4 separate regions of the Mus musculus genome follow, and regions 1, 2 and 4 are each linked to region 3. A link is a loop called in an ENCODE intact Hi-C map of the cell type or tissue named here. Cell type or tissue: gastrocnemius. All regions are shown on one strand. Links, peaks and the distances in the headings refer to the core of each region. The heading gives the core; the rest is flanking DNA.

The links. Hi-C counts contacts between places; a loop is a spot of excess contacts. Peaks named below come from ENCODE experiments on the same cell type or tissue, not always from the same donor. Only the 100,000 strongest peaks of a DNase experiment are listed, where the experiment ranks them.
Region 1: it touches region 3 in a loop (7-fold over the local background); 27 of 42 quality-filtered maps call a loop at or near these places.
Region 2: a loop joins it to region 3, with 5 times the contacts of the local background. A loop is called at or near these places in 10 of 42 quality-filtered maps.
Region 4: it touches region 3 in a loop (7-fold over the local background); 9 of 42 quality-filtered maps call a loop at or near these places.

What each region holds. Positions count from the first base shown.
Region 1 is chr3:27,178,188-27,186,398 of GRCm38, reverse strand. Nceh1 (neutral cholesterol ester hydrolase 1) reads right to left here and starts at 3,395. Exons shown (of 5, transcript NM_178772.3): 1 at 3,184-3,395. The coding sequence starts at 3,321. In gastrocnemius, for the core only: a CTCF peak has its summit at 3,588; DNase peaks (open chromatin) are centred at 2,357, 2,639 and 3,520; H3K4me3 peaks cover 1,971 bases; H3K27ac peaks cover 2,045 bases.
Region 2 is chr3:27,063,236-27,071,446 of GRCm38, reverse strand. No RefSeq gene overlaps it. Among named protein-coding and RNA genes, the nearest start is that of Ect2, 87 kb to the left of the region's middle. In gastrocnemius, for the core only: a CTCF peak has its summit at 4,057; no DNase peak of the experiment used is centred there.
Region 3 is chr3:27,233,438-27,241,648 of GRCm38, reverse strand. It overlaps Nceh1 (neutral cholesterol ester hydrolase 1), which reads right to left. Exons shown (of 5, transcript NM_178772.3): 4 at 1,946-2,117; 5 at 1-448. Among named protein-coding and RNA genes, the nearest start is that of Gm42192, 23 kb to the left of the region's middle. In gastrocnemius, for the core only: a CTCF peak has its summit at 4,230 (motif pointing right); a DNase peak (open chromatin) is centred at 4,240; H3K27ac peaks cover 324 bases.
Region 4 is chr3:27,114,442-27,122,652 of GRCm38, reverse strand. It overlaps Ect2 (ect2 oncogene), which reads left to right. Exons shown (of 24, transcript NM_001177626.1): 18 at 178-256; 19 at 573-692; 20 at 4,737-4,875; 21 at 7,103-7,257. Among named protein-coding and RNA genes, the nearest start is that of Ect2, 35 kb to the left of the region's middle. In gastrocnemius, for the core only: a CTCF peak has its summit at 4,234 (motif pointing left); no DNase peak of the experiment used is centred there.

The DNA of each region.
Region 1 (8,211 bases), core at 1,529-6,528, 55 kb after region 3:
AGCACAATAAACATAATCAGAATAAGCTGACCCAGGCACAAGGCAAAAGAAAATGTGAGACGCTGTAGGCCTGTGGTAACAGAACAGGGAAGCACTCAAGTAATTAATTATTTGTAGACAGGGCCTCAATATGTAGCCCTAGTTACCCTGAAATTCACTATGGTCACTATGTAGACCAGGCTGGTCTTGAGCCCACAGAGAGCTGCCTGCCTTTGCCTCCTGAGTGCTAGAGATGTGTGAGCCACCAGGGCATGCAGCACTCAAATTTCCTGACATGAGAAAGAAGGCCAGGCGTAGTCTCTTAAATAACTTCTATTGCTTTTTAAAATTGAGCCAAGTGATCTAAACCAAAATTATTTGGCAAACAAGCCTATGCCAACTTCATGGTGGCTCTCTAGGTTCTAAAGCTATAAATCAGCTCATCTTATGGTTTGAGCAAAATTGGAACAATCCTACAGATTTCCCTCACAATCCATGGTGGATCTCTGTGGCTTCGAGGCCAGCCTGGTGTACATAGAAAGCTCTAGGCCAGACAGACAGACCTACGTGCTGAGACCCTGGGGGTACGGGGCGTAGGGAGAGGGAAGACCCACGGACATAACTGGGCCAATGTGAGAATGTAGCTCAATGTCCACTATCTGCCCAGCATGCACAGAACCCTGAGTCTAGTCTCTGTTTGGGGGAAAACGGCTTTCCACACAGACTATCCTTTCTTCTGCTCTGAATGGTCTTGTCAATATGCTCAGTTTAGCAAGGAGGTGACCAGAGCCACTCTCTGAAGACCTACTCCCACGACAGCATGAGGAGGTGTGTGTGTGGGGGGGGGAGACACATATTACTTCATCAGTCCCTGGGACTGCCTGGCATCCCCTCCCCACAAGTTCCTGGCATGTTGGAGGGCCCACCATAGGAGCCCAGCACAGAGTGGCCCTGGAGGTTTGGAAGGCATGTTGGAGAAGAAACACTTTCCTCTAAACCTGGACTTTCCTAAATGGCTATGATACGGAAGAGTTCTTCGGTGACCTGAAACACGAATGGACAAAGTATCCCCACACCAGCACAGCACTGTTCTTTCCTTAAGCTAACCTATTAAAGATGGCCAGCCCAGCCCAGCCCAGTATCGTCTGCAACCCTGGTCTCCAGAATCTGTCAAGTGTGCATGAACTCAACTTCATGAGGACTTCCTAGGAAAGACTGGCTTTCTCAGTTGCGTGAGAGAAGAGACCAGACCACTGCTCCACATTTTGTTAAAGCCTACATGGTGTCTCACAAACTATGGTGGATCTCTCTGGGAGGTGCCTTTAAATAAACTCCAAGGACAGTCAGGCAGGAAAATGATGACCCGAAGATCAGCATGAACAACAGAGCCGAGTTTGAGGCCAGCTTGCTTGAGACAGGTAGCAAGGTCTTGATTCTGAAAACCAAAATTAAGAGAAAAACAAAACAAAACAACCTATAATCTGAACACAAGGGATATAGTTCAAGGGCTGCATAGAAGCTCATACCCAGCCTCAGCTACAAGACAACATCCCCCAACACACACACACAGAGTGCAGACAGAAACACAGTGCAGACAGGTCCGTAATGTCAGCACGAAGATCTGCCAGCTTGACCCACGTAGTGGATTCCAGCACTTGGGAGGTAGAGGCAGGATCAAAAGTTCAAGACTAGTCTGTGCTACACACAGAGTCCAGGTAGAACTACACACTGAGACTCTGTCTACAAAACAAAGAGAGAGAGAGAGACCAGCTGGAGCTTATGGGTTAAGAGCACTGGCCCTGGGTTCATTCCCAGCACCCACACAGAGGCTTACAACCCCTTTAACTACAGTCCCAATATCCCCTTCTGGTCTCTGTGGGCACTCCACCCACGTGGTACACTGAGATACACGTGTGCAAAACACCCATACATAAAAATTGATTTTAAAAATTTAATGCGTGTTCATATATCTTATTAAAAAGAAGGAGAAAAAAAAAAAGAGCAGGTAGGTAGCAGCACATGCCTCTCAGAGTTCCTGGGGCAGCTGCAGTCAAGTTAGAGGCTAGCCTGGTCTACAGAGCAAGTTCCAGTATAGCCAGGGTTATAAAGAAACTTTGTCTTGAAAAAACAAAACAAACAGTATTAAGGCTCAGTGTTGGGCAGAGGTGGAGGGTGGCTTGATTGTGGAGAAGCGCTGGGAACCTGCATATCTCTGACTACTCAAAAATACGATGCAGTCATGGCGTTCAGCCTTAGCTGCAGACTGCGCTTCTGATACTAAAAGCAATCCTCCTATCATGGAATAAACCAATGACACTGTCCTCCCCACGGGGGAGCAATGTGCAGGAGCAGGATACAGTGCAGAGAAATGCCACCCTGCAGGTTAAAAGAAGGCCACACCGCTCCGGCTCAGGCCAAGGTTATCTCCCAGACATCGAAGGACGCAAAACAAATGCCACAAGAAAACAGCCTTCAAACAGGGACCGTTACAGCCCTCCGGGATTGCTAGTCTCCCGGCCTTCTTTTCTTCCGCTGAGCTGAGAAATGCCAGGGAGAGAACCGAAGGTCAGAGCGGTTCCTCCTAGCCTGCGATCCCCAGAAGGAGCGCTAAGGCCTGGGGACGTTAGGAGACTGCCTGTGCCCGCTTCTGCTCACCGGTGAATCACAATCCCCTTAGCAAAAAAAAAAAAAATTAACTCCTCCTTTGCAAGCCAGTGGGACAACAGAGGTGGGGGCGAGGTGGTTTATAAATTACCAAAGGCTCTGGCTCAAGACACAGCGAACCAAGAAAGCAGGGGAGCTAATTAGGTCCTAGGAAAGGTTAAACAGCTGTCAGAGACGCCAGGCGAGGAGAACTTCACCTGTTTCCACTCCTATCTGCCTGTGGACTTCAAGGATGCGAACAGGACATCCTCGGTGCCCGGGCTAGGGGTCCTGGGGAATCGTGCACTCTGAGAAAACATGGGTGACACCGGGTGCCCCCACTGCATTACACGGATGCAAACACGACACCCTCAGACCCCAGAGATCAGAAGAAGCAGGGAGAGGCAGATGCGCGTTCACGGAAACACGGGATATCCCTATTGCAGGACAAGGATGCAAATGTGACATCCTCAAAGGGCCCATGGGCAACCGGGATAAGCGATGGGGGTTTCGTTTAGAGGAGCAAGGACGAGACGGGGCATCCCCTTTCGCTCTGCTCACCACTTGCTGCGCGCCGCGGAAAGTGGCGTCCAGCAGCATCAGTTTCCAGGGGTCGGACACCGCGCTGGGCAGTGGGATGTACACGTAGTAGGCAGCCAGAGCCAGCAGAGCGGCCAGTAGGACGCATGACGACCTCATTGTCCCCAGGCCGGGCTGTCCGGAGCTGACCGCGGTACGGTGCGATGCTACCCGGAGAAGACCAGCAAGTTTCTGCCAGCCGCAGCTGCTGTTTCACGTGTTCCTCCTCAGGCTGCGAGCCAATCACAGGCTGCGTCGGGAGGAAGTGGGAGCGCGGATGTGCCCCCTCCGCGGTGTCCTTGCGAATAGCTGCGGGCTCGCCAGGTTGCAGGAAGCAGGGTGGTGCAGCCCGGAGGACACACAGCAACCAGCAACCCCTGGCGGACACTGTGAGTATGACTGCCTGCGATGCCAAGCTGCCTCTGAAGGTGTGGCAAAAGGGGTTCCGGGTCAGCCTGAGCTACCAGAAATAGTATCAGAAGAAAAACTAACAGTAACAAACAAACAATAAATCCGTTGGGTTTGGCACACTTAACTGTTATCCTTGGTCTTGAAAGGAGGAGACAGGATGAAGGCCAAGGTCATCTTGGACTGCATAACAAGTTTGAGTCCATACTGGGCTAGATGAGAAACCCTGCCTCAAGAAAACCAAAGTATCAGACAAACAAGCAAATAGAAAACTCAGATAGTTGCACTGTGCAACTTTCAAAGAATATAAAGCATCTGATCAAAACAAAGAGACTACTGCAAAAGATACCAAAACTCCTCTCGAGAGAAACACTTGATAAAGTCAGTAAGCGGTTTAAAAAGAGAGTTTCTGGCATGGTGGTGCACACAGCCTGGTTCACATTGTGAGTTCTAAGCCACCCATGGCTATATGGGGGGCATTGCACAACAAACACACAGATACACATACACACACACACACACACACACAGAGAGAGAGAGAGAGAGAGAGAGAGAGAGAGAGAGAGAGAACTAATACCTGATTTCTCATAGCTCATGCAATAAGGCCAGTGTTGGCTTCCAAATGCCCTCAGCTGGGCCTGGTGATAGCACCTGTAATCTCAGAATTGGGAAGGTGGAAACAGGAGGACCAGGATTTTGAAGCCAACCTGGGTTATATGAAACCTTGCTGGAAAAAAAAAATAATAGAAAAAAGGTCTGGGAATTCAGTTCAATGACAGAGTGCTTCTCCCCCCCCACACACACAAAGCCCTGGGGTTACTTCTCAGCACCATATATAATCAGTAAAGCAAAGATCTTATCGTAAACTGTTTGTTTTTAATTATGTGATGTGTGTATCTCTGTGTGGAAATGTGCACAGGAGAGCAAGTGTTTGTGGATGCCAGAAGAGAGCACGGGATTCCCTGGATCCTGAGCGGCCTGACATGGGCGCAGGGAACTGGACTCTGGTCCTTCGCAAAACCTTTGAAAAGTGAACACTTAGCTACCAAGCCATTTCTCCACCGCCAAGTGGCTGCTGTTGTTTTAAGAAACTACAGTGATTCTTGATGCTTCCTTCATAGCTTGGAAAGGAGTTTTGTTGTTTTATTGTTTTCTTCTTGGTAATTTTTTTAATGATGCCACTTAAGATAAAGTAAAGCCCTTTCATCATCCTTCCTGTTATTTCAATTCACCACAAATAACACCAAGAACTACAAGAGCTGGAGAACAAGACCATGGACGGAGTTGACTCTCTGCACTGGGGGCAGATAGTTGCCTTTGTCAGGCATGCATTTTACCACTAAGCTGCATCTCGGCACCTGGGTTTTTTGTCTTGTTTTTGTTTTTTGAGATGGGATCTCCTAGTATAAAGTCATCCTCTTGTTTCAGACTATAATACTGTCTTTACAGGTACTTGTCACCACGTGTAGCAAGACTATGTATATATGTTTTTCAAGACAAGGTTTCTTTGTGTAGCCCTAGCTATCCTAGAACTTGCTCTATAGATCAGGCTGACCTCGAACTCACAGAGATCTCGAACTCATAGAGATCTGCCTGGGAAGTAAAACTCCTAAGTACTGGGATTAAAGGTATGTGCCCCCACCACCCAACCTTTCTGTTTATTTTTTACTTTTAAGCTTTTGGCTCATTGAGACAGGGCTTCGTGTAGCCCAGGCTAGCCCTTTTCTGTAGTTGTGGGCGACTTTGAATGTCTAATCCTCCCACCTACCTGAACTTTCCAAGTAGGGTTACTGTCATGCGCTAACAGGCTGCACTTGCTCTCTTTAACTTTTTTGTGTCTCATTATTGGAGCGTGATTATGAAGTGCAAAGAAAATGCAGAAGGGTGACCAGATAACAATAATAGCTTATTGTGAGCTAAATCCTGTGATCAGCACTCCAAAAGGATTGATGTATTTAGGTTTCATAACAATTCTGGGAAACATTCTTATTACTCTGAAAGCAGAGTCATTTAAAGAAGTAGCCAGGCATGGGGCACAACTCTTTAATCCCAGGATTTGAGAGACAGAGGCAGGACAATTTCTATGAGTTTAAAGCCAGCCTGGTCTACATAGTGAGTCCTAGGCCAGCCAGAGCTACATAGTAAGGTCTTGTCAAAGGAAGGAAGGGAAGAAAAGAGGAAAGAGGAAGGGAGGGACAGAGGGAGAGGGAGAGGGAGAAGAAGAGGTAGAGGAGGAAGGGGAGGGTGGAGGGAGGGGGAGAGAGAGGGAGGGGAGAGAGAGGGAGAGAGAGGTAGAGAGAGCGTGCTCTTTATCCCTAACCATCCAGCTGGCTCGAGCCGGGCTTTAAGTTGAGTCTGTATCCAGGGATCTTGATGGTTTATCACTCATAAGGAATGCAAGCTGAGGCTAAAGCTCTCTTGGTGGAATGCTTGCCCAGCCTGCCACGGCTTGAACCTCAGCTCTGCATGACAGCGGGTATGGTGGCACATGCTTAAGCCCAGCACTCGGCAAGTAGGCAGATCAAGGTCTTGCTTGGCCGTGGCAAAAAAAAAAAAAAAAAAAAAAAAAAAGAATAAGAAGAAAGGAGAGCGACTTCCTGACTAGGCCATCCAAGAGTGGGCCTGATCCCCCCAAGGAAGGAAGGAAGGACTACCCTCTCTACATGAACAGAGCATCAAATGCGGCCTGGGAGAGGATGGGGGCGCTTTCTTTTCATCTATTAGGAGAGTTTTACTTCTTGAAGAAACCAGTTTTCAGATCTTCCTGACCCAGAACAGCAAACAAAACCACAAACGGATCAACTGTCATTTTCAACCAGTTTCTCTGGATCACTCATTGCTTTCAAACCATTGCTTTCTGGTGGTCTTGGGCCTAATTACCACACTTCACACACCGCGCATTGCTCTGATTCAGAGGCACGGAGGAGCTGGGAACAAGTTGGGAGCAGGAGAAATAAGGAACAAGGTTCAAGGTTAAAGTTACTGTTCCGCTGGTGAACACTGATTGCATGATGAGTCCAAGGAATGGTTTGATTTATTACGTTGTTTTCTTAAAGGGTAGTTAAATCAAAGAAGCCAAGTGTATAGTACACAGTTGGAAGTGATTGCAAAGGTATGGTTAACCTTTCTACAATATTATATTGGTTGGTCAGGAGGCTGTGTGTGCAAATGCCATTTGAGTATCTTATAAACTGAAATTCCAAGAAAAAAAAAAAAAGGCCCGAGTCTGTCAAAGGTTCTTTAATGCTGATTAACTAGAACTTAGTGATTGTGGAATGCTGTGGCTAGATCCAAACTCTCTAGAGCTGTCTTTAGTACTCTCCCCCTGCCCCTTTTAGAAGAAGGGAGAAGCCTCCATAAGATCACTGACACAGGCCGTGAGAATTTATACACCACATCAGGCCTCAAAGGTCTCTGTTTTTTTCATTAAGATCTGTCTGTGTTCATTGTCAGCCCATCAGTCAGCTGTGAGATTTACACTCTATCTTTATATGTATTCGCTTCACAATTAGGAATGATGTACTTGCCGGGCGTGGTGGCGCACACCTTTGATCCCAGCACTCGGGAGGCAGAGGCAGGCAGATTTCTGAGTTCCAGGCCAGCCTGGTCTACAAAGTGAGTTCCAGGACAGCCAGGGCTACACAGAGAAACCCTGTCTTGAAAAACAAAACAAAACAAAAAGGAATGATGTACTTAATCATATACTGCTGGGTATTCTGTATCTTAGTTTCAGAAAGACCTCTTCATATCCTTTGCCCATTTTCATTAGATGGCCTTCAACTTAGATATATTCTGGACATTTACTTCATGAATTGTATGGATTTGAAACACATCCTTAGATCCTCTGCCTTACATGTGCACCCTGTAGATTATTTTGCTCTATGGGAGCTCTTTGGCTTTACAAAACCTTGTTCTTATGTGTCTGCTTTTCTGTGTCTGTTGGTGTATGTCACAGGATTTGTCTCCCAGACAGACATACTCACTTCTGTTCTTATGGACCGTGTAAAGCACTCACTTGTCATACTTAAGGCTTTAGTCCATTTGCACTGGCGTGTTTATGAGTTGGAAGATGGGGATCTAATTGCATTCCACTTTCTAAAAGATAATAAGCTTTATTATAAAAAGCTTGTAAATGATAAAAATAATCAGCCAAGAACTGGGAAGCGGGCACAGTGGACAAGAATGCAGTGCAAACTTAGACCTGAGTTTGAATCTACAACCTCTATGCAAAAAACTACGTGTGGGGCTGGCAAGATGGCTCAGCGGTTAAGAGCACTGACTGCTCTTCTGAAGGTCCTGAGTTCAAATCCCAGCAACCACATGGTGGCTCACAACCACCCACAATGAGATCTGACGCCCTCTTCTGGTGTGTCTGAAGACAGCTACAGTGTTCTTAGATATAATAACAAATAAATCTTTAAAAAAAAAAAAAAGACCCTGTGAGGTGGAAACTTAAGGGTTCTTTGGAAAATAAGTTGGATGATGTTTGCTGGAGAGATGTCTCAGAAGTTAAGAACACTGACTGCTCTTCCAGAGGTCCTCAGTTCAATTCCCAGCAACCACATGGTGCCTCCAACCATCTGTAATAGGATCTGGTGCCAT
Region 2 (8,211 bases), core at 1,104-6,103, 170 kb after region 3:
TGGTGAGTTTCAGACCAGTAAGAGGCTGGTTTTTCAAAATAAACAAATGGGGTAAATGACACTCAAGAAACAGTACTTGAGGTTTCCTCTGACTTGACGGGCATGCGCATGCAGTACCTCTGACTTGACGGGCATGCACACGCATGCGTGCAGACTTGTGCACTGGTGTTCTATCAGCTGCCATGTCATTGGTACACCTCTATAGTTTCCTTATTATTTTTTACTTTATTTTAAAAATTTTGTTCAAGACAAAGTTTCTCTGTGTAGCCCTGGCTGTCCTGGAACTCCCTCTGTAGATCAGGTTGGGCTCAAACTCAGAGATCTGCCTGCCTCTGCCTCCTGAGTGCTGGGATCAAAGGCGTGCGCCATCCCCCAGTTCCCACCCCAATGCTTTCTTCTTATGATGTCTAACAGGATTAAATAAAGCTTGTATGAAGAGGTAGCATCCCAAGTGTCGATTAATTCTGTCTTCTCGTATGTATACCGAGCATGTTAACATGCTCAAGGACAGGAGAGCCTGTGGCAGCCTCGCAGACTGGGATTCAAACAGTGATCCACCGGAAGTGAGTATCTGGAGGCGCAATGTCCTAGTAGGCTCCCACACAGCACATTTTAGCTTTCATTACGATTCTCACCCGGGTCATAGCAGCAGATCCTCTGATAGTTTGCTGGAGTAGCTACATGCAGTTATTTTTTCCCGAGGAGTGAAGAAACTCGCAAATATTTCATCCTTACCGAGCTCGGAGGGCAAAAGGCACGGGCTAAGCCAGAGGACTCATTTTACAGACAAGGAAATTATTTTTTCCCTCACCGACTGAGTAGTTCCTCCTGGGAGTCAGAGAGCTGATAGAATGCATGCTTCCCCATTTTCCTTTCTCCCAGGGAATAGCTGGGTGATTAATGAGATAATGAATGTGAGGAGAACTCCCTGGAGGAAAAGCATCTCATAAACATGAAGTGTAGACTCTGCTGACTCACAGATCCCAGCGGCTAAGAGGTGTGGATAAATCTTTCGGTACGAATCCTCGCTACTTCATCTACATACCTTACACACCTTTAAAAGCTGAGCTCTGGAGCCTCTCCTAAATGTCAAGCTGAGTCTACATATAGCGAGATTTACCATCTACTTTGTAATTAATACCAAGCGATTATGACATTGAATGATTCATCTGTCAATGTTTAGCTGGGTGGCAGGCAGAAAAGTACCCGGGACTGACCTGGAAATGAGTGGCTTATAAAGCCCAGAACTGCTTTGCTGGGTTCTCATAATCATTAAAGATAAAACAAGTTCTGTCTCAGAATTGTCCTCGTGAGGACAAAGGGCTGTTTTCAGTGGCTGAAGCTTTTCTCAAAGACTGGAAATGATATGGTAAAAATGTAAGAAGCCCAAAGCAAGGGATCAAACCTCGCAGCTGGAAGATAGGGATTAGTGCTCCATTCAGCCATCTTCTAAGAACATAAAATGTGTCAGGGACATATGGATGCTACTGTAAATGTGGTCTGAAACTCTGGATACTGCCTCTGGCTTTGTAGGATGAAATGCAAAACAATCCCAGAAACACAAATAAATAATTTTCTAAACCAACTAGGGTGTCAGGTGAGAGTCATGGCATTTTTGTTGGATTGGAAGAACAGCCAGAGGCATGGGAATTGGTGCACATTTAAGAGTGGTCTTTGTAGGAATGGCTGTGGGTTGTGGGTGGAGCTCAGTGGAGGAGCCCTTACCTGGTGGTCACAAGGCCTTGATGCCCAGCACTGCTGACAAGCCCTTGAGAAATAAACGTCCTTTCTCTGCACACATTCCAGAGCATTTTTTTTTGTTTTTTGTTTTGTTTTTTTTTTTTTTTGTGCAGCTTCATCTGTTTCCTTTTTGCAATGCATTTATCTTTTAAATTATTTTGTCTGTTAATAGTCTCATAATCCCTTTATTTTTATAGATTTAAAAATGAGCTTATTAAATAGCATCTTGACTATGATCCCTGAGCATTTTCATAAATGTTTGACAACAGGGTAGCCATTTGGAATGGGATTAAATTAGACCCACATCTTCTCACACCATGCATACACAAGAATAAATCCCCAAAGATTAGAGGTTTAAATTTTAAAAAAATGTAAGAGCAATGTAAACATGAGAGAGAAAACATGAGTAAATTCTTCTTTCACCTGAATAACAGCATAAGGAAATCTTCTTTAGCTTTAACTTGGAATTCAAGCTCAACAAAAGCACAGACTGAGAAATGTAAGCACACAAAAATATTTTTTTTCAAGTCTTTCCTGACTGAATGAAAATGCAAGTGACCAACTAGGATGAACTACTGTGACAGACATATTTTCTAAATAGATGTCTACAGGGCTTGTAGAGATAGAGAGACAAAGACCAAGACTTCATAGTCAAAGGTATGTGGGTGAAGACTACCAACAAGCACAAAGTACAAAATAATGTCAGCATAAGAAAAATGTTCAAATTCACTTACAAGTTTTCATCAGATGCTGAAGCTAGGAAGCAGGTACTGATCTGTCAGTGATGCTGTGAGGACAGACATTTCCTCCTAAGTTTCTGGTAGGAGTTCATAAGAGTTCCACTGTGTTACTTTCTCTTCTTGTTGCTGTGAGAAGATACCTGACTAAAATGGAGGATGGACAGACAGGCAGACAGACAGAAGGAGGGAAGGAAGGAAGGTTTTGTTTTGTCTTATAGTTTAAAGAGACACAGTCCATCATTATGGTACAGAGGCATAGCTGTTGGAGCATAAAATAACTGGTCACGTTATGTCAGGAAGCAGAGAAATAAATATTGAATTGATATTCAGCTTCCCTTTTTTTTTTGCTTGTTAATATCAGTACCCCAGCTTATGTGATTGTTTTGTTCATATTCAGGGTCATGCTCCATATTTTGCCAAATCTTCCTGGATACACTCTGTAGACACACTCAGAGGTGTTTCCACGTGTCTCTAAATCCAGTCAAGTTGACAGTGGAGATGATTAACCACTGGGAAGCAAGTTGGTCAGACGTAACACAAGGTATATTCACCTGCATGTTAATTTTTGGTATCTACTCAGAAGACTTTCTCAAAGCACAATAATAGTTGAGTGAAGTTATGTGTCCCAGCATCATTTGTAATTGTAAGGCATTAGGAGCTACTAAACTCCGATGCATAGGACTGTAGTCGAATAGCTTCCAATGCATACAAAGGGGTGCCACGTTCCTGTGAAGAAGAATTATGAAGACCACAATGAACGGAGGGAGATGAAGCAATCTCTAGGTGTTACTAAGTGTCAAACAAACTAACAATGACAACAAAACCAAAAATCCCACCAAAGGTCTATGATTACATAGAGGTGCTGGGGGGCGGGGGGAGGGTATGGGAAGGAGTGAACGGAGCAGGGCTGGTAGTAAATGGGGGCGATGCTTCTCTGAGCTCTCTTGTAAGGACAGGGCAGTCAGAACTGTGCTGGTGTTTCAGATCCATGCATTTCCCTCACCACACCGTTACCGTCAAGTAGAGAAACATGAAGTGGAATGTAATCAGTAAAATATGAGCCTGGCTGTTGTTAGAATCTCAACTCTCCCCCAGGCTCCTGTGTTAAGTTCCCAGCCCCCAGCTTTGGCTGCCCCTTTGATGGCTGTGGAACCAGAGAGGGTGGAGTAAGCAGGTGAGAAGGGGTGGAGACAGCAGCAAGCTCTGTTTCCTAGTGAGTTGCCATGGGAGGGGTCTTCTCTGCCAGAATGGATTGAAAATGCTCAGAGACTGAGCCAAATTAAACCCTTCCATACCTAACACGTTTCTGTTAGTATTCTGGTCATAGTGACACAAACTAACATACTGGCTGCGTTACAAATGGGTGTCATAATCACACTGAAGAACAAAAGGACTAACTCATTTAACTTGGAAAACAACCCTTTGCCTGGATAACAGGAGATGAAAGATGAGAAGAGTTGTATACAAATACAGGGAGCCAGTCAGTAAATTTGTTTCCTATAGGCATAGCCTGGTAATCACACAGCTACAGGGATACTAGTTTTGAATCTATCATTGATGATGAGAGAAGAGCCCTCTGGTGTTGGAAAAAGGAATTACAGATAAAGATGGGAGAAGAGAATGGACCTCATTGTGTTGGCTTTGAATCAGAAATCTCTCTCTCTCTCTCTCTCTCTCTCTCTCTCTCTCTCTCTCTCTCTCCACACACACACACACACACACACACACACACACACACATACACACATACACACACACACACAAAATTCCTAGCTTTGTCTACTGAGAGGGCCTGGGAGAAACAATATCCTAACATGACCACATATATATATATATATATATATATATATATATAGGTTTGTAAACACTATTTTTCAATAAAAGGAACCAGGGCTTCTTGGTAATGTGGTTGACTTGAGAGCTAGGGAGAGAAAATAAAATATGAGACTAGAACAGCTTGTGGCATCAGAAAATAAGAAACAGTCAAGGAGAGCATGTCACTGGGGCATGAGGGTTGTTGCTAGTCCCAAATGGGAAGAATTGAATAACAAAACATACAAGTTTAATGTTGGATTCTAACCAACAAAATAAAATAATTGAAACCACATGGGCTTAAATAAATAATGAAATAAACAAAGTGTGTGTGTGTGTGGGGGGGGGAGTGGGAAAGTTCAGGTCTTTCCTATAGAAAAACAATCTAATACACAAAGACAGAAGGCATCATGGAATGCACTTACCGGGTAAGTGCAGCTGTAAGAACCACTAATGTCAGGAAGGCTGACGTCACTGGGCAACTGTGTGTGGGTCAACCTTAACACACAGCCATTACTGATGTGGGAGGTCCCTTGCAGGTACCACTCAGGCAGTGATCAAGGTTAGCACCACCAATGCTGGGAACTCATTTACCCTTGGATGTGCTCTGAGGAAAGTGAACAGTTTACACAGTGTTCTTGTCCCAAAGGCTCAAAGTCATAAGCAAGCAAAAAGTGAAATAGGTCCACGGTAAAGAACATTTTTCAAAACAGCTGACCCGGACTCCATTAAGAGTGTGGAAGAACAAAGGGAGGCACGGCCATATAGATGTGTGGAGAAGAATAAGACGCTGCCTTGTGATGTGTTGACTTTGCTGACCTATGCAGCTCTTGTCTGCTGGACCTGGGAGTGAGGAACTGAAAAAATAGGGCAGACTACAGTCTGATGCTGAAGACAACCTTATTTCAGCTTCTGTGTACTTTTATACACAAATGTAACAAAGACAGTAATGAGCTATGTAAGGTTGCTTGAGTTCAGAAAAACATGTAAGCAATATTAAATATTAATAGGGCAGCCCTTTGTGAGAACTTTCTCAGGACAGATCAATTTAAAGACAGTTACCGGGCACACACTGTCTTAGTCAGGGTTTCTATTCCCCCACAAACATCATGACGAAGAAGCAAGTTGGGGAGGAAAGGGTTTATTCAGCTTACACTTCCATACTGCTGTTCATCACCAAGGAAGTCAGGACTGGAACTCAAGCAGGTCAGGAAGCAGGAGCTGATGCAGAGGCCATGGAGGGATGTTCTTTACTGGCTTGCTTCTCCTGGCTTGCTCAGCCTGTTCTCTTATAGAACCCAAGACTCCCAGCCCAGAGATGGTCCCACGCACAAGGGGCCCTCCCCCCTTGATCACAAATTGAGAAAATGCCCCACAGCTGGATCTCATGGAGGCACTTCCCCAACTGGACCTCCTTTCTCTGTGATAACTCCAGCCTGTGTCAAGTTGACATACAAGACCAGCCAGTACACACACTGTAGATTATATCTAAGAAAGTATGAATACAAGGCAGAAGTCCATGTCCAGATCAGGGTACACTGACCAGATGGGGATCTATAGCTGTGTCCTGATATCCAACAAGAATAAACGTGTCTTAAAGTGAACGTAAATGTTTGTCACAGGAAGTGTGAAATCAAGTCCAAGAACAATCCAGGAAACACAATGCACTTGATGTAAAAGGCCCTCTCTGCCCCTTTTCCTGGAGCGTCTCTCACAGTTCCCCCAAAGCACTGTTCACCATACATCCTTCTCTTGACCATGTTCCAACAGTGATGCCTGGGAGGATCCTGGAAAAGAGACAGGTGTTGGGTAGAAAATGGACACAGCTTAAGTAGGGCTCCCTTAATGGCACTGTTACCATGCTAATGTCTTGATTTTGCTAATTACTCAAGTTATTAGCTATTAACACCATGGAAACTGGAGTAAGTGGTATAAATGAATCCTGTGCTATTTTTAAAACAACTTTGTAAGTCTAAAATATTTTAAAATAAAGAGACAGGGTGTCATGTATTTAGAAATCACTTTGTAGCTGGAATGACCTTGAACTTCTGGTCCTCTTACTTCCACCTGAGTGTTTCAGTTACAAAAGAGCACCACCACACCTAGTCCTGTGTAGTGCTGGAGGCAGAGCACAGGGCTGCATGCATGGTAGACTCTACCATACCTCAGGCTTAGACCTATGTAATTACAAACTGCATTGATGATAATTTATACGGTTAAAAACATCGTACAAAGTATCAGCCATGTGCCAATTCCTAGTCTTTTAGTTAATTAAATTTAGTTTCTGGTTTTAATTTATAATACTTTTATATTAATTAATTGATCAATTTGTTGTGATGATAGGAATCAAGTCCAAGGTCTTGTATCTGCTAGGAAAGCACTCTACCACTGAGCTACATCTCCAGCCTTGACATAGCCCCTGTCCCCTTTGAGAGACTTTATTTTATTTGTGTGTGTGTGTGTGTGTGTGTGTGTGTGTGTGCGCGTGTGCGCGCGCGCGCGTGCGCTCACCCATAAAGGTCAGAAAAGGGTGTTGGGGTCCTCTGAAGCTGGAGTTCCAGGTAATTTTGAACTGCCTGACAATGGTGCAAGAGGCAAAACTCCAGTTCTCTGAAAGAGTAACAAGTTGTCTGAACTACAGAGCCCTTGACATTGTCTCTTGATGCAATCAAGAGACTCAGTAAATAAGCGATGTGTGGGATTGCTCCTGGGAAAATCTAACGTAGTAACAGTAAATGTGTAAAAAAAAAGTTAGTAATCTACTTTAAAATAATGATCAAAGTAAGGCATAGTGTATGGATAGTATAGGATGGATAGTATACTATCCATAAATGTCATTTCTTATCATCTAATAGAATTCTGTGTACTACACTTTCATGTGACTGGCAGAGAAGTAGAGATGTGCATAGCTGCATCATTACAGATGTGGGAGGAGGCACTCATTGTGCTCTGTGCCTGTGATGACTATGACACCACTCCAGGCGTTTTCCAGCCTCTTGAAGCCGTCTGGGTGTAACATCATGAACCACCACATCCTCTGTGGCATGGCTTGGAGCAGTATGGAGAACACGTGCAAGGCTTTGAAACAGCTTTCCCAGTCTGCAGAAGTAAAGTCCGGTGCTAGTAAAAGAACAACTTCCCGTTGACCCTGTGTATTTGAATAAGAATGGTCCCCTCTGACTCAGACTTGAACGCTTGCTTTTAAGGGAGTGGCACTATTTGAAAGGATTAGGAGGTGTGGTCTTGTGGGAGGAAGTGTGCCTCTAGGTGTGGCTTTTCAGGTTGTAAGGGCCCCTAGCCCGGCCAGTGGTTGTCTCTTTCTGATGCCTGTGGATCCAGATATAGAATTCTCAGCTCCTTCTCCAGCACCACATCTGCTTGCATGCCTCCATGCTCCCTGCCATGATGACAGTGGACAAAACCTCTGAAGCTGTAAGCCAGCCCAGCTAAATGCTTTCCTTCTAGGACTTGCTGTGGTCATGGTGTTCTTCACTGCAATAGAACTCTGACTAAGAAAGATCCCCCCCACCCCCACTCCTTTAGCTCCTGCTAAACATCTGCCTTAGTTTATTTTCCTGTTGCTATGGTAAAATGCTAATGAAGCCTAACAGAAAAGGTTTATTGTGGGTTCAAGGACACAATTCATCAAGATAGGAAGTTGAAGGTAGCAGGAGCTTGAAGCAGCCGGTCGTGTTGCCACGAGGAAGAAAAATGAATGCACGTGGTTGCTCAGTTCCAGGCCCTGTTCTCACTTCTTTGGGATATAAACACAGAAGAGGGCTTGATGTATCATCTGATACACATTTACTTTTTAGTCTCAGAGTGTATTATACATTCAAAGAATACACTGTTGTTAGTATATATGTATCTATATGCAGACACAGAACTCTATAAGCATGATGGTTTAACTTCATGTATT
Region 3 (8,211 bases), core at 1,613-6,612:
CGTCCCGCAGGACGTCGTGCTCGCAGGTAAGGATGTAGGTCTTCGGGAGGGCCTCTAGCACTTCCTGCTCTGCGATGAGCGGAGAAGCAGCAGCGTCCAGCAGTTGAGGGATCTCCTGGACGATCCTGGCGTTCCCTGTGGTCTGCATGATAGGCTTGTAGTTCTTTTTGATGGACGAGGGCAACAGGGATGTCCAGTCGAGACGGGCCCTGAGGGCTGCAGCCCTTTCTACATCAAGTGAAGTGTGATTGTTCACAATCATGGCCTCTACAAAGTCGTAGTTGCCCTTGAAGTAGTCTAACCAGTACCTAACCATGACATGACGCGGCAGGATCGGAGTGTTCATGCTTTGCTGGTAAGAGGGTGTGTTGAAGTCCAAAGCCTGCAGGACTGGGTAGACCAAAGCCTGCAGTTTGAGCTTATTCTTCAGGCTGGCAACGTAGGTAAACTAGAATAGAAGAAACATATTTCATTTTGTGTGGATCCTTTTACAGAATGCTTTAAATAAATGAACATGTTTTCCCCTCCAGAATTAAAGCACACCAAGCTACTGGATAATCCCTAAGGAACGGTTTCCTGTTTGTGACACATAGATTTAAATCAATTCATGGTTATGTGAACTCTGATGTCGCTAAACCCTCAAGAACACTCTACTTGTCTCTATTCTTTTGTAAGTATACACCTCATTGCGTATTACCTATGAGTAAAGTGTGGGCCACATTTAATTTTTTATTCCCTATGTCAAATGGCAATGGCTTCTGGAATAGGGGCGGAAACTCACAAATCTTCATCTTCTAGAGAAGGATAGGGACTGTGAACGCAGGGATGGTGGGACTCCAGGGTTTACACATGCTCGGTGACAAGCTGGGACCCTAGCCTCTCTTCTGAGACAGGCACGCAGTGTGCACTTGCCCAGAGTGAGCTTGAAGTGGAAAGGAAACGACTTCCCACGGCAGCAACCTCAGCTTACTGGTGACTCCACAGGGTGACTATATTGTAATTCCAGCATTTAAAATTCTAAGTGTAGATCTAAAAAGAAGGCGGCGTGTTCCACAGGAACTGAACAACCGTCACTTTGGAAGTCCCTCTCCTGGTAAGATGTATGTGACAACCGTGTGCATATGGTCTCCCTGCATCCCTGGAACAGTCCTGAAGCCAGATGACATTGTCTTCTCATTTCCAAGGCTCACGGAACAAAGGGAGTTAAGCCATGGACTTAACAGCTCTCCAATCTGAAGCAGAAAGTCTGTCTTTGAGGCCTATGAGCCAGGCATGGTGCTATGCACCTTCAGTCCCAACATTCTAGGCGGCTAAGCCAATAGGATCAGAAGTTTTGGGTTAGCCTGAGCTACACCGTAGACCACGTCTCAAAACAAAAACAAAAAGAAGCAATAGAAACTGGGAGTGTGGTAGTACAGGCCTGTAATCTCAAGCCTTGAGAGGTAAGAGGCAGGAGGACCAGAGGCCCAAGGTCATCTAAGTTACAGAAAGAACTTGAGACTAACCAGGGCTACATGATAATCTACCTCAAACAAACAAAACAAAAAACAACAAAACAAAACAAAAACTACTACTACTACTAATAATAATAACAATAATAAAAACTACAACTTTGGAAATTGGCTTAGTCTTTTAATTTCTCTTAGAATTCTAACAGCCATAAGGACTGAAATTTAAGCCAAAATATTACATTATGTAAATCAAAACAGTACGAGGCCAGTGGGGTTAGTTCAGGTCTTCCAGAGGAACACTAGCATTTTCTGAGACACTTTTCAGCACCCACTTCAGAAAACCCCGTGAGAAAGGTCCCGGGGCAGTCACATGAGGGTGCTAGCTACCCACATGGCGGGTAGCCCAGCACCGCGTGTGAAGAATGTGGGCGACAACTGCGCATGCTCACCCCATCCCGTCTATCATAAGGACCCAGAGGCGGCGCTGTTGTTACCTGTTGTCCCAGGGCCGCGGCCAGATTCCCACCAGCACTGTCTCCAGAAATACCGACTCTTCCAGGGTCGACCTTGTACTTGTCTAAGACTTCTGGCTGCAGGAAATATTTAGTGGCACGGATGACATCATGGATTTGCTCCGGAAAATAGACCTGTGGGACTAGCCTGTATCTGTGAAGACAAAATTGGTGTTCATTTCAGGATATCACCATGTTTTAATGGCCACTGGACATTTAGAGAGAGAGAGGAAAAAAAAGGCAAAAGCCAGAAACAGACAAGAAATTAAAAAAAATATAAGATATAAAAATAAACCATTTGTTTTCTTGTAAAGTAGGCAGAGGTGGTAACTTGGTATAGACGAAGTTCTTTTTTAATTGTTCAAGCTGGCTCTCCTACTTAGAGTCCCACAGCCCAGTGTTAGCTGAAGGAGTCTGAACTGGGCAACTGCCTTCATCAGGCTGGCCTATGAGCTCATCTGTGGGGCACTTTCATGCTTACTGAAGTATGTGAGAGGGCCCAGCACACTGTGGGCAGTATCCCCTGGACAGATTGTCCTGGGTTGCTATGGAAGCAGGTTGAGCCCTATCGAGAGAGAGCAAGACAGTGAGCTGTGATGCTCTATGGTTCCTGCTTCATTTCCTCCCTAGATCTCCCCCTCCCCCCCCAGCTTGCCCTCAATGCGGACTTGAACCAGGATGTGTATGCCAAGTAAGCCTTTTCTTATTTGGCCACAGTGCTTTTGGTCACATTTTATCACAGCAACAGAAAAACAAACTACAACACCAACCATGATGGGTGAACACGGATACTACCAGGGGAGGCTGAGGCAGGAGGATTGGGGTTTGATTGGGTGGAGGGAGGGGTGTCTCTGTGACAACAAAGGTCAGTGGAGTGTCCGTCTGTATGAAGCAAGAAGCAAGTATCATTCAAGGCGACTCAGTGGCTGGTGTGGGTTCAAACTTCAAGAGTCTGACACTCGACAGGTTATTTCAGGTAAGTATGGCACACTCTGGAAAGAGTTTCCTGGTGATAATTAACTCCATCCCGTTTACCAATAAAGCTTAAGGCTTGACTACATCAAAACTCTTTGTAAAGTACATGTGGCCCTTCCAAAAAGATGGGTTCTATAGATTGACTACATGTGGCATCTTAATGGTCTGGGGGGGGGGGCAATCTGGTGTGGTCTTGGCCCTACAAGCAGCACAAAAGGGTCACCAGGCTATTAACGACATCCATTCCCAGCCTTCTGGGAGGAAAACAGGTTATACATCTTTCTTTGAAGAGACAAGCCTGTGTGACTAACAGTCCTGGATTCCCTAGTGCTTATCTGTGAGCACAAGGACCTCTGTGCCCTCTTCTACTGGATGAGGCCAGCCTGGGTCACATCTCAAAAAGCAGCTTTTCAGACACCAAACTGCCCACTGCCATCAGCTCAAAGCTGGAGTGTGCAGGCGCTCCTCGTTAGGATCCATAATGAACTTTGGGTCTATCTACCACTCTTGGTGGCTCTGGGCTAAACGCTAACTAACAGCATCAGACAATTCACTGGCCTTAACTTACCACACTTCATTCACTAACTACAGTAAAGCTGTCTGCTGGAGAGGCCTATGCAAGGAGCTATTCAGTCCAAGGAATGCACTCGCACGCTGGAACATTAGTAAAATGTCTTTTGAACCACAAAGGGAAAGCTAAGTTAGCACGCAGCCTCATCCGGATCCTCTGGGGTCTCCATTGTCTGATGCTGTTAGTTAGCGTTTAGCCCAGAGCCACCAAGAGTGGTAGATAGACACAAAGTTCATTATGGATCCTAACGAGGAGTGCCTGCACACTCCAGCCTTGAGCTGATGGCGGTGGCACCTGAGGCACTCTTTGCAACACCTGAGGACTCTGTCATCTTATTCTGTAGAAAGTGTCAGAACCCCGATCGTGACAAGGGCCCACACTCAAGATGGTCTCGGTGTGTATGGATAGTTCTGTCTGGTTCTCACACTTTCCCATCCTCCTCCTGTGCTAATTTGACTTATCCTTGGAGCCTTATGCTTCTGGGGCTGAGTTGGCCATTCAAGGAGAGTGCCTTGGGCTGTAATCTCAGTCTCTTATGGAGCTGAGGCAGAATCCTGAATTCAAAAGTCCTGCTGGTTCACACACTGTGAGGTCAAGTCTAGCCTGGGACATTCAATGAGACCTTGTCATAAAATGGAAAGAAAAAAAAAAGCATGGGGATACAGGCTCAGTATAGCACGCAATACTGCTCCATAGACAGGAGGGGGTTACATTATTTATTCCACTAGGTGGCGACATCTCTCAAGATTGGAGTTATCCCTGCTCCTCCATGTAGTTTCTGATTTCAAACAAAACAAACAAAAAAGAGATGCACTTCAGAAGTCAAGACATGAAAATATCTTTTTTTTTTTTTAAATTCCATCACTGTCTTAGAGTTTCTGTTGCTGTGATGACACACCATGAGCAAAAAGCAAGTTGGTGAGGAGAGGTTTACTCAGGGCAGGGACCTGGAGGCAGGAGCTGAAGCAGAGGCCATGGAGGGTGCTACTTCCCATGGCTTGCTCAGCCTGATTTCTTATAGAACCCACGAATGGTACCACTTACAATGGGCTGGGCCCTCCCCCCGTCAATCACTAAGAAAATGCCCCACAGCTAGATTTTATGAAGGCATTTTCTAGATTAAGGTTCCCTTTTTTCAGGTAACTCAAGTTTGTGTGTCAAGTTGTCACAAGACCAGCAAGCATTGTCACTTCCCTACATATCATAATGAACTGAATCCCTAGTTGCACAAGGGGCCAGGACAGAGCTGTACCATGATACACACAGGCATTTACCAAGTTTCCAGGCACTCTTCTACAAAGGCCTCCCAGTCTTTGGGTTGAGGAAAATAAAATCTGGGAAATCTGGTAACCTACTAATTAATCATTTCAGCTAATAGCTTACTGAACTAATATGGCAAGCAATCCCGAGAACCAACAAGTCATCATGCTAGTGCCTATGGTACCATTGAAGAGGCACAGTCTAGTCCGGCCTAGTGGTACTAGCCTGTGCTCAACTACCAGAGACCAGGGGAGGAAGCCCAAAAGCTCAAGACTGGGCTATAAAGTCAGTTCAAGGCCAGACGGGGCAACTTATTAAGACTCCATCTAGGGGAAGGAAGAACAGTGACCTAGCATGTGTGACTCGAAATTCAATTACTAGTACCCCTAGTGCCACCATACCCATAATCACTCCATCTCTGTGCAACCCTTTTCTTAAAGGCCGTTTCTAACCGTGGAGCCCTGGCTGGCTCAGAACTCATAAAGATCCACCAACTCTCTCTGCCTCCCAGACAGTGGGATTGAAAGCGTGCACCTCCATACCCGGCACCTTTGCTTGAGCTAAAATATTCCTAAATTTTACTCGGTAAGGAAAGATACTGCTGGGCTGGAGAGATGGCTCAGTGGGTAAGAGTAATGACTGCTCTTCCAGAGGTTCTGAGTTCAATTCCCAGCAACCACATGGTGGCTCACAACCATCTGTAACGGGATCTGATGCCCTCTTCTAGTGTTCTAGTGTGTGTGTGAAGACAGCTGCAGTATACTCATATAAATAAAAAATAAATAAATCTTTTAAAAAAATGAAGAAATTCAGGAGACTGCCACATTATCAATATTTAAAATAAAAACAAAAGATACTCCTTTTGTAGAGCAGAGAATGAATATACTGAAAGCGGTGAGATTCCAGTCACTTCAATGTAGCAACATTTACCTGAGAGAGCTAACAACTTTTGCAATGTGTTTATAAGACATAGAAAACTTAAGAGTCAGGAGGAAATTCATGGGTGGTTTATCTAAAGAAAGGAGACAGCCTGGCCTAGTGGCAGAGACCAGTAAGAGTGAGTCCCAAGAGTGAATTCAAAGTCAACCTGGGTAACTGCAGATGATCCTCTCTTAAAACATGAAAACAGAACAAAAGCCTGGCTGTACAGCTCAGTGGTACAGCATTTGCCTGGTATATGTGAGCCCCCAGAGAGAAAGGGAAGGACCAAGGGAGAGAGTGTGCCTACTGTCTGCTGCTCAAGCTATGTCCCTGGAAAGCACTGGAAAAGCGTGTCACCTTATCCAACTCAGAGCTAGAATTGTGTTTGTGTGTGTGTGTGTGTGTGTGTGTGTGTGTGTGAGAGAGAGAGAGAGAGAGAGAGGGAGAGAGAGAGAGAGCACATGTTGTTGAGTATGTGTTTTTGCCACACACTGAAAGTTCACATTACTTCATTTGTGCAGTAAATACTCTTGGTATCTCAGAACAAGCATCATGATTTAGGTGGATTAGCAATATTCCTGATACAAAATTACCACCATGCTTTTTCTTGTTGGGAGAGGTGGCACACACCTATGATCCTGGCACTCAGGGCTTAGAGGCAGGAAGATGAGAAACTCAAGGTGGATGTCAGCTATGCAGTGAGCTTGAGGCAAGCCTGAGCTGCATGCCATAAACTACAGAAAGCCTTACCCAAGGTAAAACGTGTTATCTCTCTCAGCAGATGGGCTAATCTGCACATATGTAACTCCAGAGCTCTGGTCATCTATACATATGTAATTCCAGCATTGTGGTAATCTGCACACATGTAATTCCAGAACTGTGGTAATCTGCACATATGTAATTCCAGCACTGTGCTAATCTGCACATATGTAATTCCAGAACTGTGTTAATCTGCACACATGTAACTTCAGCACTGTAGTAATCTACACATATATAACTCCAGCAATGAGGAAACCAGGGAGGAGGGACACACAAGTTCGAGACTAGCTGAGCACCATGGCAACTGCAAGCCAGCCAGAGCCATAGTTGCAGGCCAGTGTCTCAAACAAGCAGCATCATAAATATAACACACACATGCTTTCTTCTAAATTCTGACTGCACTTCACCCATTGCTAGCAGCTTCTCAAAAACACTGAGGTGTGAGCCCTGCCCCCCAAATACTCCAATTCCACTACTGTTGGACCTCTCCAACATCTATCTTAAAAGAAAAAGCCCCAAGAAGTCCCAGTGTTGCACCAGGTCAGACACATCAGAAGCCAATCACACATTCTCCTTTCTCTCCCCTCCTCCCAGGCCACTTCCTGTTTCTTCCTGTTTCCAGGATTCTTCCCTATCATTTCCTCATCAAAAGTCCCCTCCCTTTCATTCCAAATGACACTTCTTTCAATAACTTTTTGGGTCCCTCTTTTCTGGCAGCCAAGCCCTCTGACAATACACTGTAACTCAGACACCTCAAATTTCTTGAGAAAAGAAAGGCTAAGTAGTCAAATGTCAGACAGTTCGACTGAGCAGTAGCCCTGTGGGCTAACGCTTGGTTTTGCTGAGGCACTGTCTCCCAGAGCCCAGACTAGCCTCAAACCACGAAGCTGAAGGTGACCTTGAACACCTCCCCCTGAGTGCCAGGATTATAGACATGGGTTAAATGTCTGGCATAAAAACCAGGTTTCCTGCAATGCAGGCACTCTACCTCCCACCCCAACATTTACTTTAGCATTTACTACGGTGACCAGGGAAAGGAGGCAAGGCAGAGAGACTGGTAATCTGGCACCCGGAATCTCACTAATGTCCAACATGGTTGGAACAAGTACTGTCCCTCAAAACGAACATAACCTGGAAGCCATGCCGCCTGCTGTCTGCAGAAGGACAATGTTCGCCTCAGGTTATGCCAGGTGGGTGAAAGGTTGTATGACGGTGGAGGATGAAATCATCTTCCTGTTAGATACAGTGCAACAGACAGAAGGGTCAGAGCCTTTCCAGATACTGGGTTTTTTTCTTCTCCCAAAGAAATTTCAATCAGTTAATCATGGAAACCATAAAAGGCTTACCAACCTCCAAAAGTTTAGAGAACTTCTTCAATAGGGGAAATCCAAATTAAATTAATAATTATACACAGCTTAAGCTCTCTCTCGGATAGAGACAACTCGAGAGGAACAATCTATGTGTTCTTTTATCTAAGTTCTTTTTTTTTTTTAATTAAAAGAACAAACAGTAGGGGCTAGGAATGGAGCTCAGTTGGTAGAATGTTTGCCTTCTGTGAAGCCCTGGGTTCCACCGGCAGCACCACATAAACTCAGGCATGGTGCCACATGCCTACGAACCCAGCTACTCAAGGAGTGCAGGCAGGAGGGTCAGAAGTCCAAGGTCACCCTTAGCTGCATAGCAAGTTCAGAGCCAGCTTTGGCTACATGAGACCCTGGCTTTTGGTTTTGGTGTTTTTGTTGTTGTTGTTGTTGTTGTTCTT
Region 4 (8,211 bases), core at 1,761-6,760, 120 kb after region 3:
AGATTCCTTGGAATAATTTTTAATATCAGGATGTTTTGAAGGAATATTTATCTGATTCATGTTTCACAATTAAGGCACCCGCATGAAAGTTGGGCTTTGTGACATGAGATTTATTTGTATACTGATTTCAATGTCTATATTAAAAGAAATTTTATGAAACAACCATTAATTTTCCAGACATATCAATGAGGATAAGAGAAAAACAGAAGCACAGAAGCAAATTTTTGATGTTGTTTATGAAGTAGATGGATGCCCAGTAAGTAGCTTTTGTCGATGGCCATTGAATTTTCTGTTTTAGTGAGGTTTCTGTGGTTTGAATGTAAACAGTCTCAGGCTGCAGAGATGCCTCTGGCTATGTGCACTTGCTGTCCACTGACTCACTACCTATGACTCCAGCTACAGAGGACTGGATGCCCTCTGCTGGGTTCTAGAGTGCAGTAAGCTACACAGAGAAAACATATACACGAAGAGACAACATGCATATAAACAGATTAACAGTCAGAGTGCCACTTTTGAATGGCAGCTTGTAAAAGCTGCTTGATAACATTTGACTACTTCTTTACTGTTCACAGGCTAATCTCTTATCTTCTCATCGGAGCCTGGTGCAACGAGTGGAAACGGTTTCCCTTGGTGAGCACCCTTGCGACCGAGGAGAACAAGTCACTCTCTTCCTCTTCAATGACTGCCTCGAGGTAAATTTGTACTCATTGAAGTTTAACACTGCTGTATTTTGTGATCTCCCTAATTATTTAAAATAAAGCTTTAATCGAAGTACAATATAGAAATTTGAGGTATATTCAGTTATTTTTCAAAAAAAAAATTGCTGATTTCATAATGCGGAATACTTTTGGGGAGAAAGTCTAATACTAACTTTGATACAAATTTCCAGAATGCAAACCAAGTCAGAATTCCTTACAAGTAAATTAGATGATGAGTTCTGGGGAACCTTGTTTTTATGTATATTTATTCAAGATACACAAGGTGGGGTTTTGTTTTGTTTTGTTTTTAATGAAAATGGAAGTAGGCTTTAGCAGCTAAGATGAAGGCAATTGAGGAACTAATTTGCTAACTTAGTACTGTGACTCCTTGATTTCTCTTTCCTATGTTGGTAGTGTCTCACTCACTCTATAGCCCCAAACTGGCCTTGATTCCTGGGCAGCCCTTCCACTCCAGCCTCCCCAAGTGCTGGGATGACAGCATGAGCCACAGTGCCAAATTGAAGTCTTTAAAATAAGGTTTTAGTGATAAGATGTAGTAATTCTAATTCTAAAACTCTCACCTGTGTATGTTCAGTATTTTCTTTCCAATGGTACCCCACAGGCAAATAATGAGTTTTTTAACAATTAGCGAATATAATGAGGGGATGTTTCTTAGGGTTTCTATTGCTGCAATGAAGCACCATTTTCAAAGCAAACTTGGGGGGGGGGGAGGGTCTATTTGGCTTACATTTCCAGAGCACTGTTCATCACCAAAGGAAGTCAGGGCAGGAACCTGAGGTCAGAAGCTGACTCAGAGGCCACTTCGTGGCTTGCTCAGCCTCCTCCTCCTCCTCTTCTTCTTTTTTTCCTTTTTAAGAGCCCAGGACTACCAGCCCAGGCATGGCAGGAATAGCACCACCGACAGTGGGCTGGACCCTCCCACATCGGTCACCGAGGAAAATACCCTATAGGCTTGCCTACACCCTGATCTTATGGAGGCATTTTCTTCATTCGGTTTCTTCCTCTCAGATGACTTTAGCTTGTGTCAGGTTAACATTAAACTATCTAGCACAGGTAGAAAGGAATACAGTGTTCTTTATTTCAAAAAAGAAAAGATGTTCATTTGGACATTAACAAGAATACTCTTTGACATGTTTGTTCCTGGGTAACTTTCTGTTGCCCTCATCAAAGTGTCTGCGGGCTTTGCTTTTTCCTTTAAGTCCGTGCTACTTCTCTTAAAGAGCTCCTCTCTTCCATTATGCACATTATTATTTAAAGTATAAAACACTAGCAGTCTTAGAAACCACAGCATGCACAGAGTGGATTAAAGGGCAGTGGAATCTCAAGGAAGACCTACCTCTGATAAAGGGCCTTGTACTTAGAGGTTCAGAAGTGATACTTTCATTTAGCTAGTAATGTTTAAAAGTCACACACTGGGTGACTGAATTGCCCGAATCTCACCCTGCAATAACCACTCAGCCTGCTCTGCTTTTGAAAACAAGGTCAGGTGTCAATCTTAATCCCATTTTACCTGAAGGTGCGTTCATTAGCAGGGGCCTGACTGGTTTTCTTTGTTTCTGTTAATAGTTTTTGAGGTTTTTTCCTGTTGAAATCTCTAGGTCTGCTGGCCTCATTTTGTTAGGTTGGGTTATTTAGGTTTCTTTAACAATTGCTTATGGAATTTATCTTTGCTTTTAGTACAGCTGTGATTTGTTTTTTAATTTTATATCCCCTTCATATTTTACCATAATTGGCTCCCAAGATCCCTTGTGCTTTAATTCTTATTGTGGCCATCTCTGTACCTTTTCAAGCCCTGGCCTCAGTCTCTTAACCTTCATGAGTCCAGTGACTTTTTGTCCTCCTCCGTTCTAGTCAGGGTTAATAATGCTGTGATGAAACACCACGAACAAAAGCAACTCAGGGAAGAAAGGGTATTTGGCATGTATACTTTCATATCATTGTTCATCATCAAAAGAACTCGGGGCAGGAACCTGAAGGCAGGAGCTGATGCAGAGGCCATGGAGAGTGCTGCTTACTGCCTTGCTCCACATGACTTGGCTCAGTTGCTTTCTTACAGAACCTAGGACCTCCAGTCCAGGGATGGCACCACCCACAATAGACCAGGCCGTCCCACATCAATCACTAATGTTTTATAGGCTTGCCTGTAGCGGAGTATTATGGAGGCATTTTCTCAGTTGAGGTTCCCTCCTCTCTGATGACTCTAGCTTGTTTCAGGTTAACATAAATGCCGTCAGCAGTCCTATTAGCTTCTATCTCAGTAGCTTGACTAGAAACGGCTATTTGTTCTTGTTTATATTATTTTGAGTCTGGCAAGGACTGGCCTTGTAATCTGTTTGCCTCTTCCTTTTCAGTGCATTCATTACCAGTATGTGTACCCACAGCCCAGCTGCTTTAGTTTAAGACAGGATCTTGCTATGCCTCCTAGGCTGGTGTAAACTACCTCAGCCTCTGAAATGCTGGATTAGAGACATGTGTCACCATGCCTGTTCAGCTACCGTATTTCTGATAATAAGTTTGCACTTCAGGATTCATACTCCTAGGTAGACCCTTAGTATTTCACTCACTTAAGAAAAATAAAATTCAGTAAAATTGAAATTAAAAAGTTACTTTTAATACTTCTATATAATATAAAACCAAGAGCAATCACTATACCTGTACATTAAGAACAGTTGAATATTAGTACATCTGTATTTTCTTAAATATGACAGATGACTTTGAGGAATTTATTTTCCATTTGAATATTTTATCTGTGCTTTGGGTTTTTATTTTTATCCTTGGTTTATTAGTACTTGTACTATCAATTTTAATACTCTTCTTTCCTTTTTAAAAATTAATCTTAAAATAATATATTTCATTTAGCCAAACAAAAAGAAAGCATATCTGTTCATTGCACAGGAATCAGTATCCGCTGCTTACTTTTCACGATATGTGTGTGAGCCTTTGTATTTGTTTTATACACAAATGCATATATAATTTATATATAAGATATGTATATAATTTATTATAATATATGTGTGACATGTGGAATAGACACATCTGTGTCTGCTTTAGTGTAGTTGTAGTATACTGACTACCTTATCTTATTCATTAGCTCAATACCAGGTAATACATTTTTAACTGTGTCTCTCATATTCATGATGACCGATCTCAATTCAAGTACATATTTATGTTCATTTAGTGTTAATAATGCCTTTCAGTAAAATCTGAATTACTGCAAAGGAGATTTCTTCTTTCTTTCCTTTTTCTTTCCTTTTGGCAAAATCTCACTATATCACGAATCACAAGCTCTTTCTGATTTCGCTCTTCTCCAGTTCCCTATTTCTTCCTTTTGCATGGGTATCCAGTTAAGGTAAAGTTATAGCCTAATACAGCACTGTGGATTTATAATTCCTATTGCTTCTGTGTGTGTTGTTGTTGTTGCTGTTGTTGATCTGTTGAGACAGCCTCACTGTGTAGCTCGAGGTGGCCTGGAACTGAAAGTCCCGCTCTCCTGCAGTGCCCCCTAGAGCTGGGGTTTCGGGTGGATGCTTATCTTTCTGCAGCTTCCCTTTGGCAGGCTTCTGTAAGCAAGCCTGAGGACAGGACCGATCTCACACTTCTTGTGTGTTCTGTTACTAGGAGAGATTTCAAATTTTTTAACTTAAACTAAAATTAACACCATTTTGAGCCCTAGACTCCTGCCCCAGAACAACTGTTCCCCTGTGGGGCTGGGACTGTTATTCTAGACCTCTGTTGCTGTCCCTCGTGGTCTTGTCCTTTCATGCTCTGGAGTCTCTCTGCGCTCTCTATCCCTAGGCCTGCTTTTCTGATTGTGAACTTTCCTAATATGGACATGAGCATCTGGCTACATAATTACATGTGTGCTTTTTCGTCAGTCTCTTGCTTTTATTGCATAGTAACTGGCATGGCTAATCTTCAGATTAGTTGCCTATACATTTATGTGATTGACGCTGTTATTTTTAAATGTTTGAAATTTGGCTTTATTACAATAATGATTGACTTTCCCCCTACAATCAGATAGCAAGAAAGCGGCACAAGGTTATTGGCACTTTTAGAAGTCCTCACGACCGCACCCGGCCCCCCGCTTCTCTGAAGCACATTCATCTCATGCCTCTTTCTCAGATTAAGAAGGTGCTGGACATCCGAGAGACAGAAGGTAAGCTCATGGAGGAAGCGTTCCTTAACTTAACTCGCTTGTCCTCGTTGAGCCTTAGCTTTATTACTGTAATTTCTCTATGTATACATTAATGTATCCATTTTCTTCACACGTGGCTCCCCATCAGCTCCTTCCCTAGGTGCAGACTGATGTCTTCATGGTTTCTAATGAAAGTGTTACACCATCTTGAGGAATATCCTCTCTTAAAAGTCAAACAACTTTTACATGGCTATGCTTTAAAATAGCACCTTAGCTTGTCTTATTCCCACATCAAAACTTACTAATAATTCTTCAAAATCCAACATAAACGACCAGTTTTATTCAGGACCATATATTTTAATACTTTTTTTTCACCAATGGTGCATTTTGGGTTCTTTCTTTTTCCCATTATGTATGGATGTTTATTTAGTGTCCATGTCTGTGTGCCTCATCCATACAGTGCTCACGGAGGCCGACAGAGGACACACATCCCCGTGGGAGTGGAGTTAAGATGGCTGTGAGCCATGTGGATGCTGGGAATGAACCCAGGTTCTCTGGCAGAGCAGCCTATGAGGTCTTAACCACTGAGCCATTTCTCCTGCTCCAGGAATGTCTTTAAGATTTGGGAAGGGGGTTGTGGGAGTGATTACAAGACGGTCCAATGTGTAAAGGTGCCTGCTGCCAAGAGTGACCTGAGTTCAGTCTCTGTCACCCACATAGTGGAGGAAAAGAACTCATTCCCACAATTTGTTCACTAAAGTCCACATACTCTAGCATGAGAGTGTGCATAGGAATAGACAATCACACCATTTTTTTTTTAAAGAAAAGAGAGATTATTAGTAGATGTATATCAAATAAATAGCCCACAGTATCTGGTAACTTGGCATAGGATTAAGTACATACACATACATATGAAAAAGATGGGTGTCTTGGCTCACTCCGATCCTAGCATTTGGGAGGCAGAAGAAAGCAGATTTCTGAGTTTGAGTCCAGTTATAGGTACGTAATGAGTCACTCAAAAACAAATAATAAAATACAAGTAGGCATGTGTACATGTGTGCTAGTTTTCTCTTGCAACAAGAGTCCTGAGATAATGCATTTCTAAAGATACTTTGGCTGATGATTTTGGAGAGTTCAATCCATTCTTTGGTCTCACTGCTGTGAATGGTGGTGACATGGTTCATCATGTCTGAGAGCACATGATGGGGCCTCATGGCTGAGCTGTGAAATGGCATGTCCTTAGCCATCTAGAACCTCCCACTCTTGCCCAGCTGGAGACTGAGCCTGTAAACGCTTTTGGTGACATCCTGTCCCAAGGGAAAGTTTTCCTTTTTTAACTTGACTAGTATTTGATTTTTCTGTAGGTCTGAAAAGGCCCCACTACACATCTACCTTAAGTTGTGCTTTCTAGTTAAGCAGTACTAGTGTTGTGTGGTCATGGTCTTGGTTTAGGAAATCTTTTCTTTTTTCTTTAAATAAATGAAGTGCTTTAGGTGATCTGCTCCTGAGTTTGTAAGACATGAGCAGCTCCTCTTTCTCCTGTGTGTTGCTACTAATCAGACCCAGGGCTTTGCACCTACTTGTCAATTCCCCTATCCCTGAGCCACTTCTCCAGTGCACAGTAACTTACAAAACTGGTTTTCACCTGTTCAATTCTGTTTTGTAGAGCCTATGATGAGGCATTTACTTAAATTTGGTGGAGTTGTGGTTGTGAAAGTGTTCAAAACACACGAGTGAGTATCTGTAAGATGCAGATCAGGGAGATAGAGAGCACTTGATTATCTGAGTTCAGTCCCAGGGACCCTGTGCTGGAGAGAGCAGTCCTCCCACAGCTGCCCTGGCCTCCACATGGTCATTCATTGTAATTTTAAAATGTTATTTTAGCATCTCAATTACAAAGCAATTATGTTTTGATATTTGTACCCTTTGAATTTGATTTATGTATGTTAGTGATACATGCTCTCATTTTACTTTTGAAATTACTAGAATGCTAAGCAATGTTACCTATTTTTTATTAACCTATCAGTGAGACACTTCACAGTCACAGAACCCTGCTTACTTGTTCTCAGGTTCCTTTGGTTGCTAATATGTGGTTAATTCTTCCCAGTCTTCAAATGACTGCACTGATGCTCCCTTTGAGTTGAAAAAAGCAGGGCAGAGAGAGGAGGGAGGTGATTTTGGTGTTCGGTGGAAACGAATGTCTAATAGCTAAGGACTAACATTGTTTATGGTTGTTCTGGAACCCTAGATTGTCACAATGCCTTTGCCTTGCTTGTAAGGCCACCAACAGAACAGGCCAATGTACTGCTCAGCTTCCAGATGACGTCAGAGGAGCTTCCAAAGGAGAGCTGGCTGAAGATGCTGTGCCGACATGTAGCCAACACCATTTGTAAGGCAGATGCTGTAAGTTCTTAAACCTGTGTCACATACAGGTGTGAGCGTGCACAGTGCAACCAGAGTGAATGACTACATTTCCAGTGGCCACTTAATCATACATCGGAGAGAGCCTTTAGTTTTACTCAGAATACTGAAAACCTACGTTGTTTCCTGAAGGGTTTTTAAATTTTTAGGCCCATGAAATATCCCAAGTCCCTGATTCCCAGATGGTCAGTTTTAACTTTCTAGCTCTGTGGCTGCACTTTTATAGTGAGGCTTTTGGGCACTTGGAATGCACGGTGTGCTTTTTGTAGATGCTTTTCCTTTTAATCAGGGAGTTTAGTAGATTTATATTAAGGTAATTTTGCATATGTAATGTCTTTTTGTTTTTTGGGTTTTTTGTTTGTTTGTTTGTTTGTTTTTTGTCTTTCGAGACAGGGTTTCTCTGTGTAGCCCTGGCTGTCCTGGAACTGTGTAGACCAGGCTGGCCTCGAACTCAGAAATCCACCTGCCTCTGCCTCCTGAGTGATGGGATTAAAGGCGTGCGCCACCAGGCCTGGCAATATAATGTCTTTTTTTTTTTTTAATTTTTTTTTATTACGTATTTTCCTCAATTACATTTCCAATGCTATCCCAAAAGCCCCCCCCCCACACTCCCCCCCACACTCCCCCCCCCCACACTCCCCTACCCACCCATTTCCATTTTTTTGGCCCTGGCGTTCCCCTGTACTAGGGCATATAAAGTTTGCCTGACCAATGGGCCTCTCTTTCCAGTGATGGCCGACTAGGCCATCTTTTGATACATATGCAGCTAGAGTCAAGAGCTCCGGGGTATTGGTTAGTTCATAATTTTGTTCCACCGATAGGGTTGCAGATCTCTTTAGCTCCTTGGGTACTTTCTCTAGCTCCTCCATTGGGGGCCCTGTGATCCATCCAATAGTTGACTGTGAGCATCCACTTCTGTTTTTGCTAGGCCCCAGC